2 separate regions of the Homo sapiens genome follow, and region 2 is linked to region 1. A link is an interaction called in ENCODE POLR2A ChIA-PET data of the cell type or tissue named here. Cell type or tissue: Panc1. All regions are shown on one strand. Each heading gives the region's core, and the rest is flanking DNA. Links, peaks and the distances in the headings are about the cores only. Region 1 overlaps DPRX (divergent-paired related homeobox). Region 2 overlaps ZNF331 (zinc finger protein 331).

Region 1 (5,375 bases), core at 168-5,167:
CCAGCAGTTTGGGAGGCCGAGGTGGGCGGATCATGAGGTCAGGAGTTCGAGACCAGCCTGGCCAATATGGTGAAACCCTGTCTGTACTAAAAATACAAAAATTAGCCAGGCATAGTGGTGTGAGCCTGTAGTCCCCGCTACTCAGGAGGCTGAGGCAGAAGCATCGCTTGAACCTGGGAGGCGGAGGTTGCAGTGAGCCGAGATGGTGCCACTGAACTCCAGCCTGGGCGACAAGGTGAGACTCCATCTCAAAAATAAAATAAAATAAAATAAAAATAAATAAATAAATAAATATTAGGAGAGTTTAAGGGCCAAAAAAAGGAAAAAAAAAGAAAAGTTAAAAACTTAAAGGTTAAAAAAAAGAATATAAATAAATAAAATACGTTTAACAAAATAAAAATTAAAAAGTAAAAATTTTTTAAAAATAGAATGACAAGTCATCTGAATTCCACCCCATTCTCTTCTCTCTCTTCCCTTCAGGTCTGGTTCAAGAATCACAGAGCAAAACTCAAGAAAGCGAAATGCAAGCATATTCATCAAAAACAAGAAACTCCACAACCGCCAATACCAGAGGGTGGGGTCTCCACCAGTGTCGGCCTGAGAAATGCAGACACACTACCCAGATTGCCCAACGCTGCTCACCCGATCGGCCTGGTGTACACGGGTCATCGAGTCCCCTCATTCCAGCTCATCCTGTACCCCAACCTCAAGGTCCCTGCAAATGACTTCATTGGCCACAGAATAGTCCATTTTGGCTGCTGCCGAGATCCTAATATATACTGCCTCTACCCCATTTTGGAATCCCAAGTTTGCGCTCCAAGCTTCCATTCTGGCTCTCCTGCCTGTTCATCTAACCAAAGTCGAGAGAGATGATAAATACAAAAAGTCACATGTTGTAATGATGTGTGTGTGGTACTGTGACATTTGCGTTTGGTCTTCGTGCCTGTTTCCTGGAAAGCAGCTCCAGAGTTCCATGGAGTCTCCAAAGTGCCATCTTTTTGTATTTTGTGTGCTAATGTTGACCGATAGCTTCAGGATGGGGACTGGTCTCTGGAAAGACCCCAGTAGGATTAGAGGGCAAACTTCTGGGAGGGGAAGGAAGCTGAGGGTGAGGCTGATCACCATTGGCCAGTGGTTTCATCAGTCATGTCTGGGTAAGGAAGCATCCATCAAAACCCAGGAGGACAGGGTTTGAAGAGATCCCTGACAGCTAAGCATGCGGACGTACCTGGAGGGTGGCATATCCGGGGAGGGCATGGAAGCTCCGGGCCCCTCGTCATACGCCTCATCCTAGCAGGGTGCGGTGGCTCATGCCTCTAATCCCAGCACGTTGGGAGGCCAAGGCAGGCGGATCACCTGAGGTCAGGAGTTTGGGACCAGCCTGGCCAGCATGGCGAAGCCCATCTCTACTAAAAGTACAAAAATTAGCCGGGCGTGGTGGCTTGTGCCTGTAATCCCAGCTACTCGGGAGGCTGAGGCAGGAGGATGGCGTGAACCCGGGAGGCAGAGGTTGCAGTGAGCTGAGGGGATTGTGCCACTGCATTCCAGCCTGGGTGACAGAGCAAGAATCTGTCTCAAAAAAAAGAAACAAGAAAGCACAGAGGACCAGCTGGAATATTTGGAAGACCAGAAAATGTCCTTAAAACTCAAAATGCCTGGGCATATAGGTCAGGTCCACCTAGCCTTTTGAATCAATGCGAACCCTTCCTCAAGGCCTGGAGGTTGGCAACACAAAATCACCCTGTGGAGAACCTAAAGCATTCCCTCTCTGAGAGTTGAGTCAATTGGGATTCCACCCCCAAAATTCCTAAAAATCTCAAGTTCCTAGAAAATTCTCAGAAAAAGCAAGCTCTCCTATACCTCCCTGGCTGTACTCTGATGCAACTTGGCAACCATCAGAGAATCTCCATCCCCTTGAACCTTGGTCCTCTGCCAATGTTCCTCACGCCTGTAATCCCAGCACTTTGGGAGGCTGAGGCGGGCGGATGGCTTGAGCCCAGGAGTTCGAGACCAGCCTGGCCAGCATGGTAAAACCTCATCTCTACCAAAAACATCAAAATTAGCCAGTCTCATATACTGGTCTCAAAATAAATAAATAGATTAAAATTTAAACATAAAATAAACATGAGTGTGTTAGAAAGAACCTACTGGCCCGGCGTGGTGGCTCACACCTGTAATCCCAGCACTTTGGGAGGCAGAGGCAGGCGGATCATCTGAGGTTGGGAGTTCGAGACCAGCCCGACCAACATGGAGAAACCCCGTCTTTACTAAAAATACAAAATTAGCCAGGCATGGTGGCGCATGCCTGTAATCCCAGCTACTGGGGAGGCTGAGGCAGGAGAATTGCTTGAACCCGGGAAGGGGAGGTTGCCATGAGCCGAGATTGCGCCATTGCACTCCAAGCCTCCTGGGCAAGAAGAGCAAAACTCCATCTCAAAAAAAAAAAAAAAAAAAAGGAACCTACTGTAGGATTTGGAGTTGAGTAATTTCAGATAGAATCAAAGGAAGAGAAAGGTCTGGATTGGGTGGTGCCAGCGGCAGCTTCTATGACTGAGTATCTCAATACATCTTATCTATAGGACGGCTGACTAGAAAGAGGACAAACCTATAATAGATAAATGGGCGGCAGCCATTGCTTAGCCATAGGCGAATATTTGATGGGTTGGGGCTCAGGACAAATGTTAAAAACAATCTTAATAACAGCATGCCGGCCCGGCGGCCCACACCTGTAATCCCAGGGGATTTCAGAGGTGGAGGGGGAGGCGGAAGGATTGCTTGAGCCCAGGAGGTTGAGGCTGCAGTGAGCTGTGATTGCACCGCTGCACTCCAGCCTGGGTGGCAGAGCGAGCCCCTATATCAAAACAAACATTATCAAGAAAAATTATTAAATGAATAACAAAAACAGGCTGGGCACGGTGGCTCACGCCTGTAATCCAAGTACTTTGGGAGGCTGAGGCAGGTGGATTGCTTCAACTCAGGAGTTTGAGACCAGCCTAGGCAACACGGTGAAACCCTGTCCCTACAAAAACACAAAGAAGGAGTCTCGCTTTGTCGCCCAGGCTGGAGTACAGTGGTGTGATCTCGGCTCACTGCAACCTCCTCCATCTCCTGGGTTCAAGTGATTCTCCTGCCTCAGCCTCCCAAGTAGCTGGGACTACAGGCATGCACCAGCACACCTGGCTAATTTTTGTATTTTTAGTAGAGATGGGGTTTCATCATGTTGGCCAGGCTGGTCTCAAACTCCTGACCTCAGGTGATCCACCTGCTTCAGCCTCCCAAAGTGCTGGAATTACAGGCTTGAGCCACCATGCCCAGCCTCTACAATTAATTAAAAAAGAACCATAACCCCAAAACTTGTACAACCACCAGTCCAAGAAACCAAGTCACAATTTCTGCAGCAATCAGCCCCAAATGCCCAGGGCTTGATCCATCACTCGTAGCTTCCCTAGTTTTTGTGCCCATCCCCCAACCTTGATTTCAATTTAGGACCAACCAGAGAAACCCAATGTTTGGCTAAACAATCCCACAGGATCCTACTTCTGGTTAGCTCCCTGGCGGCCTCCCAACGTCAGCAGCCTTTGGTCAGGACATATCTGAAGACTTCGTTTTTTTTCTGCTATAAAGCTTTCTTTCCTTTTTTTTTTTTCTCCTGAGGTGAAGTCTAACTCTGTCTCCCAGGCTGGAATGTAGTGGCATGATCTCGGCTCACTGCAACCTCCGCCTCCCTGGTTCAAGCGAGTCTCACACCTCAGCCTCCTGAGTAGCTGAGATTACAGGCATGCACCACCACACCTGGCTAATTTTTATGGTGTTTTTTTTTGTTTGTTTTTTTGTTTCTTTTTGTAGAGACGGGGTTTCACCATGTTGCCCAGGCTGGTCTCGAACTCCTAACCTCAAATGTTCTGCCCAACTCGGCCTCCCAAAGTGCTGGGATAACAGGCGTGAGCCACTGCGCCTGGCCATGGAACCTCACTCTTTAAAGTGTGCAGGGACCCCAGTCATTCCCCACTGTGTCGCGGTTCCCATAACAGTGCCTGTCACCAAGTATGTTTTCAAAATACATTTTTGGAAGAGAGAGAGAAACAGAAGGGGAGGGGGTAGGAAGAGAAAGTAGGGGAAGAGGAAAGTGAGAGAGGGAGACAGGAAGGGAGAGGGAAGGGAGACACAGAGATGAAGACAAAGGGAAAGAGACAGAGGCCGGGTACAGTGGCTCATGCCTGTAATCCCAGCACTTTGGGAGGCCGAGGTGGCGGATCACCTGAGGTCAGCAGTTCCAGACCAGCCTGGCCAACATGGTGAAACCCCCGTCTCTACCAAAAATACAAAAATTATCTGGGAGTGATGGTGTGTGCCTGTAATCCCAGCTACTCGGGAGGCTGAGGCAAGAGAATCACTTGAACCTGGGAGGTGGAGGTTGTGGTGAGCCGAGATCGCACCCTTGAACTCCATCCTGGGCAACAGAACGAGGCTCTATCTCAAAAAAAAAAAAAAAAACAGAAAGAAAAGAAAAGAAAAGGAACAGCTTCCAAGCATCTTTGGAGAAGGGCTTCACTAACATCAAATCCTGTCTTCCTCTCATCACCTTCTAGCCCAGTATTTCCCCAACGTGAGAATAATAAGAATCATCTGGGGAGCTGTTAAAACCCAGACTCTGAGACCAGACAGGGGCATGCTTCCCAGGTGTGGGCATGATTTTTCCCTGGGGTTGTATTTAACAAAGTTCAAAACCCAGGAGGTACAATCAAAACCTGAGCCGTCTGGAGACTCAAGACTTCTTAGGGAAGACGAAAAAGAGAAATTCCGGCCAGGTGCAGTGGCTCTCGCCCGTAATCCCAGCACTTTGGGAGTCCAAGGCAGGAGGATCGCGTGATCCCAGGAGTTGGAGACCAGCCTGGCCAACATGGTGAGACCCTCATCTCTACAAAAAAAAAAAAAAAAAAAGAGAGAGAGAGAGAAAGAAGTTCCCAGAGAAAGTTCCCAGAGGAAACAGGAGGGAAAAGGGCGAGGACTGCACCCAGCCAGCTAGGGTATGAGTGTGAACCATAGTCTAGGGGGCTGGGTGTGAATTCCCAGTCCAGGGGCTGTGAATACGTGGAGACACCGATGCTGGCCCTGCACCCAGCCTCCTCCCTGGGCGAACTATTGACTGAAGCCACCCCTCGTGTCCCCACTGTTCCTGGTCTCAACTTCCTCACCTGATGAATGGGCGGGGAGGGTAATTCCCCTACGGTGGGGCTTTTCTCACTCTGTTATGTGTTCTTACAAAATGTGCTCTCTGATATCATCTATATCTCCCTAGAAGGAATCATTAGTTTATCTTTTTTTTTTTTTGTGGGACAGGGTTTCACTCTGGTCGCCCAGGCCGGAGTGCAGTG
Region 2 (5,375 bases), core at 131-5,130, 85 kb before region 1:
GGGTGTGCCAGTGATCTTTGTCTTGTTTTGGAAAACCTCTCATATATTTACACCTTATAGGAGTAGAGACACATCATCTGAAACTAATCCCATGGCAACAAATTATCAAAAAATATAGTGCACCCTTGGAATGAGTTCTGCATCTGTGGATTCAGCCACAGATCAAAAATATCCTTGGGAAAAAAAATAGGAGGTTTGCATCCTATTTTACAGATGCTAACATCTGTATTGAACATGTACAGACTTTTCTTCTCATTATTCTAAACCATACAGTATGAAAATTATTAGCATAGCATATAAGATAATTTATAAAGAATCTAGAATCTAAAATGTACAGGAGGATGTGGATAGGTTATATGCAGATACTATACCACTTTGTATAAGAGTCTGAAGCATTCGAGGATTTTGATATTCAGGGGGGTTCTGGAACAAATCTGGATACTGAGGGATGGCTCTACAGCCTTTCAGAATTAAATTTTCTATGATTTTAATGGTTCTTTCAAAGACCATGACAGTAATCACTGACGCCTGTTGCCTTACAAATCTGCTTGTACAAGTAACATTTCCATGATTATATGTACAAGTAAAAAATACCCACTATACAAATAACAAATCCAAGATCAGTGAAATTGAGTACGATGACAATTAAAATGGTTTGCATAAATGTCCTATAACACATGGAACACATGATTCATCCTCTTGCTAATGTTCCCAGTTTGGCATCTTCTAAGATCATATTATTTGAGCACAATTTTTGATGCAGAATCATCTCTCTGTTCCCCTACTCGCTTGTGAGAGGGAACATTTCCTCCTTATGTGTCTTAGAATATTTTTACCTAACATGCTTAAACAAAACAAATTTCATTCTTAACATCAGGCTCTGAAAGTTCCTTTTAGTTAGCATTTGCTATATTGACAGCTGGTTTGACAAGTACATATTTTAGCATAAGAAAAAAACAGCAGGCCGGGTGCAGTGGCCCTTGCTTGTAATCCCAGCACTTTGGGAGGCCAAGGAGGCAGATTGCTTGAGCTCAGGAGATCAAGGCCAGCCTGGGCAGCATAGCAAGACCCCGTCTCTACCAAAAAAAAAAGAAAAAAAATTACAAAAACTAGCCAGATGTGGTGGCGTGCACCTGTAGTCCCAGCTCTTGGGAGGCTAAGGTGGGAGGATGACTTGAGCCTAGGAGGCAGAGGTTGCAGTGTGGTTGAGATTGCACTACTGCTCTCCAGCCTGGGTGACAAAGCGAGACCCTGTTTCAAAAAAATTAAAAACAGCAGATGAGTTTCTTTTTTAAAACTGGATTCAGGATCAGTGTAATGTTACTGATCTTCAATAGTAACCACAAACTTAAAAAATCTTTACATATTGCCGTATGTATTAGATATTCTGATATTTAATAGCTGAGACAGTCATACCTTATAGTATTATTATCCCAATTTTACTAGTGAGGAAACAAGCAGTTAATAACTGTTAGAGCTCAGATTCACATTCTGAAAGTTATAGAAATTAAGAACATAGAGCCTATGTTCTTAATTTCACCAAAATATCTCCTCCCAAATTATACATACCCTTTCAAACCTACCTTCCTCTCTTAGTAATTAATGATACCGTCTTTCAATTTACATGAATCAGTATCACTATTAGTAAATGTATTTTATGCCATTATATAACAGACTAATTTATTTATTCTGTACTCTACTGTGATATTTTCCTCTATCTTCTGCAAGATTTTCATTTTTAAAAATTACTGTCTTGGCTGGGTGCAGTGGCTCATGCCTGTAATCCTGGCCTAGGCAACAAGAGTGAAACTCCATCTCAAAAAAAAAAAAAAAAAATTAGTGTCTTGAAATTTGCATAACATCAATGGATGATGTCATTGTGAATGTCCTGGCGGTGATATTATACTGTATACTATAATCACCAATTGGTGTAACCAGGTGAAAGATACATAGGCTTTCTCAGTATTATGTGTACAACTACCTAAGAATCTACGGTTGTATCAATTTAAAAGAAAAACTTTCCCACACAAGATAATCTCCAAACATCTTGGGCATACATGTGTGTACTACTCTAGCTATTTCCTTGGGATAAATTCTAAAAAGTGGGATTTTGAGTCAAAATGAGACTGTGGTTAAGTAGTACCTGCAACATCCTGTAGACCCTGTGACATTAGTACTTGGAATGAGAGCGGGACTAACTGGGCATAACTGCTGCCTGTACATTGTTTACAATCCAGCAAGCAAGGGACACCGAATAGCACCTCGGGCAGCCTGTGCTGGCGGCCTGCAGAGAATTCCAGGTGATGCTCCAGAGGGGCTAGGAGAGGATACCCTTCTGATGACAGCCATGGCTCACCCGGCATCACCCCACTCAGAGGCCAGACGGGCTCCCAGCTGGGGTGACACAGCCCCTCTCCCAGCCGGGAACGGGCGTCTGCAGGGAGCAAGATGGACTCAGTGTGGGGCTGCCTGCCTGGAACGCGCCCTGAGGCCCCTGCCTGGGACCGGCCCAGACTACGTTTCCCAGAGGCCCCCCAGGAACTTAAGGCGCTGCATGCTGGGACACGGGGCTTGGGGCTCTGGTTTCCCCAGACATCGCCCTCCTCAAGCCTCTCACCCCTTCCCGAAGCCCCTGTGTGTTTGGGCCTGAGTAGGGCATTCGCTTCCTAGGAGGAACCCAGGGGTGCGCGCCAAGCATGGGGGTAGGGGGACCGCCGAGTGCGCCTGTGGCTTCGGGAGAGGCCAAAGAAGGAAGGAGTGGGAAGGGCGCGCACGCGTGTCAGTGTGTGCATGTGTCAGCGTCTGTGCACGCGCACATGTGTGTCGGGGTCTGGTCGCACATGCGGATCAAGGTCTGGCCACACGCATGCGTTGGGGGTCTGTGTGCGCGTACACGTGCATGTCGCGGTCTGGGTGTACATGCGTGTCAGGATCTGTGTGCACGCACATGCGTGTCGGGCTCTGCTGCTGCCTGCGCGCTCCGGCCGCTGGGTGCGGGAGGCCCCTCCCGAGTCCGGGGTGCGCATGCGCGCTGGCCTCCATGGGTGGCGGGACCGACTGTGTGACGCACTTGCGTGGGAGTGCGAGGCTGACGCGGCGGCTCTATCTCCCGTAACTGTGACACGGGTGCACGCAAGCGTCATTGGGGGTGATGGGGGCCGTGCTCGGTGCGCTTCTGCACCGGTGACGCAACCGCTGTGTCTCCGCCAGTCCGCGCAGGTGAGATTGGCGCCCATGGCTCCAAGGGGAGACGGGCACGGAGCTTCTAGCGGTGACGCACTTGCTGGAGAGGGTGTGGGGTGACGCAGCCGGGCTCTCCCCATAACTAGGGCTGGGGTGCTCCCGAGGCTTTGGGGCGACGGAACCCGCACCTGTGAACCTCGGCAGTGCGTCCCCGGGACTCTGTTCTGTGAGGTGCGCTCTGGGGGATATGTGGGGGCGGCGATCAGGACGGGTCTCCGTGGCCCACGGATGTGCCTTTGCACTGTGTGGAGTGGCGGGGCCGGCAGCGTGGCCGTGCTGGGCGTTAGTGGGTATGAGGGGCGCAGATGTGTCTCAGGCCAGTGTGTGCTGTGGTGAGGCTGAGCCATCAGTGCAGGCTTGTGCTGGGATGGTTGGTCGGGCCTTCTGGGTGACGCAGGTGTGTGTGACAGCACAACCTGTAGCTCCAGCGTCTCTGTGCTGAGATGGGTGATCGGGCCTTCTGGGTGACGCAGGTGTGTGTGACAACACAACCTGTAGCTCCAGCTTCTGTGTGCTGGGATGGGTGATCGGGCCTTCTGGGTGACGCAGGTGTGTGTGACAGCACAACCTGTAGTTCCAGCGTCTCTGTGCTGAGATGGGTGATCGGGCCTTCTGGGTGACGCAGGTGTGTGTGACAACACAACCTGTAGCTCCAGCTTCTCTGTGCTGGGATGGATGATCGGGCCTTCTGGGTGACGCAGGTGTGTGTGACAGCACAACCTGTAGCTCCAGCGTCTCTGCTGCTTCCCCTGCCTTCACCTCCTAACCAAGCGGTACCTGCCTGAGAACAAGGGCCGCGGAAGGACGGGAGTGCCTGAGCCCTGCCAGGAAATTCACCAACAAGAAGGCAGAAACAGCCATGAGGTGACGCTTTCAGAGCTAGAAGTGCTCTCCACTCAGGGCGCCTGAGTGACAGGAGACGGTGGCCTCAGGAGTAGAATTCCTCCTGTAGAGGGACACGTCCCTGATGTGGGAGACAGGGAGAGGGGCAGCTCCACGCTTCATCATCTCAGTTACCACAGCGTGCTCTTCAGGAATCTCCCAGAAACTCCATCTCGGGGCCTCGTATTTCTCATTGGTTTTATTAGGTATGGCAGGTGTTACCCTTCTGGTTCTGTTTTCCCCAGGCCAGCATCCTTCAGAAAAAGCATCCCCGAGGAGGAAGACGAATCGTTAAACATCTTAGGTCAGGTGAGTATCTTTTTTTTTTTTTTAATTAAATCATATGTGTTTATGAGACTTAGTCGGCGGGCGCAGTGGCTCACGCCTGTAATCCCAGCACTTTGGGAGGCCGAGGTGGGCAAATCACAAGGTCTGGAGATCGAGACCATCCTGGCTAACACGGTGAAACCCCGTCTCTACTAAAAATACAAAAATTAGCCGGGAGTGGTGGTGGGCGCCTGTAGTCCCAGCTACTCGGGAGGCTGAGGCAGGAGAATGGCGGGAACCCGGGAGGCGGAGCTTGCAGTGAGCCGAGATCGCACCGCTTCACTCCAGCCTGGGCAACACAGCGAGACTCCATCTCAAAAAAAAAAAAAAAAAAAAGGAAATCCTATTGAATTAGACGTTTTGTAAATATCCTATCCAAGATGACGACTGATTATTCAGTGAAGGAAGAGAGGAGCCTGGTCACATTTATTAAGCACATATTCTCTGTACTAAACTGTCTCTTGTCTATTTTGCACACACCTCTTAATTCTTGTCTTAGTTGATTCAGTCTGTGATAACAAAGTACCATAGACTGTGTGACTAAAAGGGCAAACTTTTTTTTTTTAATTTTTTTTTTTTTTAGAGACAGGGTCTCACTATGTTACCCAGGCTGGTCTTGATCTCATGAGCTCAAGCTTTCCTCCCACCTTGGCCTCAAAAAGTGCTTGGATTACAGATGTGAGCCACCATGTTGGGCCTTTTTTATTGTTTTTGTTTTGTTTTGTTTTTGAGACAGGGTCTTACTCTGTCATCAAGGCTGGAGTGCGGTGGTGTGATCATAGCTCACTGCAACCTCAGCCCCCTGGGCTCAAGCAATCTTCCCACCCCAGCCTCCCAAGTAGCTGGGGCTACTGGTGTGTGCCACCACATGTGGCTGTATATTTTTATTTTTATTTTGAGACGGGGTCTCGCTTTGTCATCCA

What was found. Peaks named below come from ENCODE experiments on the same cell type or tissue, not always from the same donor. Only the 100,000 strongest peaks of a DNase experiment are listed, where the experiment ranks them.
Region 2: POLR2A ChIA-PET joins it to region 1 with 5 read pairs; 4 of 35 experiments call an interaction of 5 or more read pairs at or near these places.

What each region holds. Positions count from the first base shown.
Region 1 is chr19:53,636,116-53,641,490 of GRCh38, forward strand. It overlaps DPRX (divergent-paired related homeobox), which reads left to right. Exons shown (of 3, transcript NM_001012728.2): 3 at 481-899. The coding sequence ends at 873. Among named protein-coding and RNA genes, the nearest start is that of DPRX, 6.8 kb to the left of the region's middle. RefSeq lists an enhancer at 859-1,359. In Panc1, for the core only: no CTCF peak of the experiment used is centred there; no DNase peak of the experiment used is centred there.
Region 2 is chr19:53,551,475-53,556,849 of GRCh38, forward strand. It overlaps ZNF331 (zinc finger protein 331), which reads left to right. Exons shown (of 6, transcript NM_001079906.2): 3 at 4,371-4,434. Among named protein-coding and RNA genes, the nearest start is that of ZNF331, 16 kb to the left of the region's middle. RefSeq lists enhancers at 2,370-2,419, 2,490-2,689. In Panc1, for the core only: no CTCF peak of the experiment used is centred there; a DNase peak (open chromatin) is centred at 3,017; H3K4me3 peaks cover 2,082 bases; H3K27ac peaks cover 1,432 bases.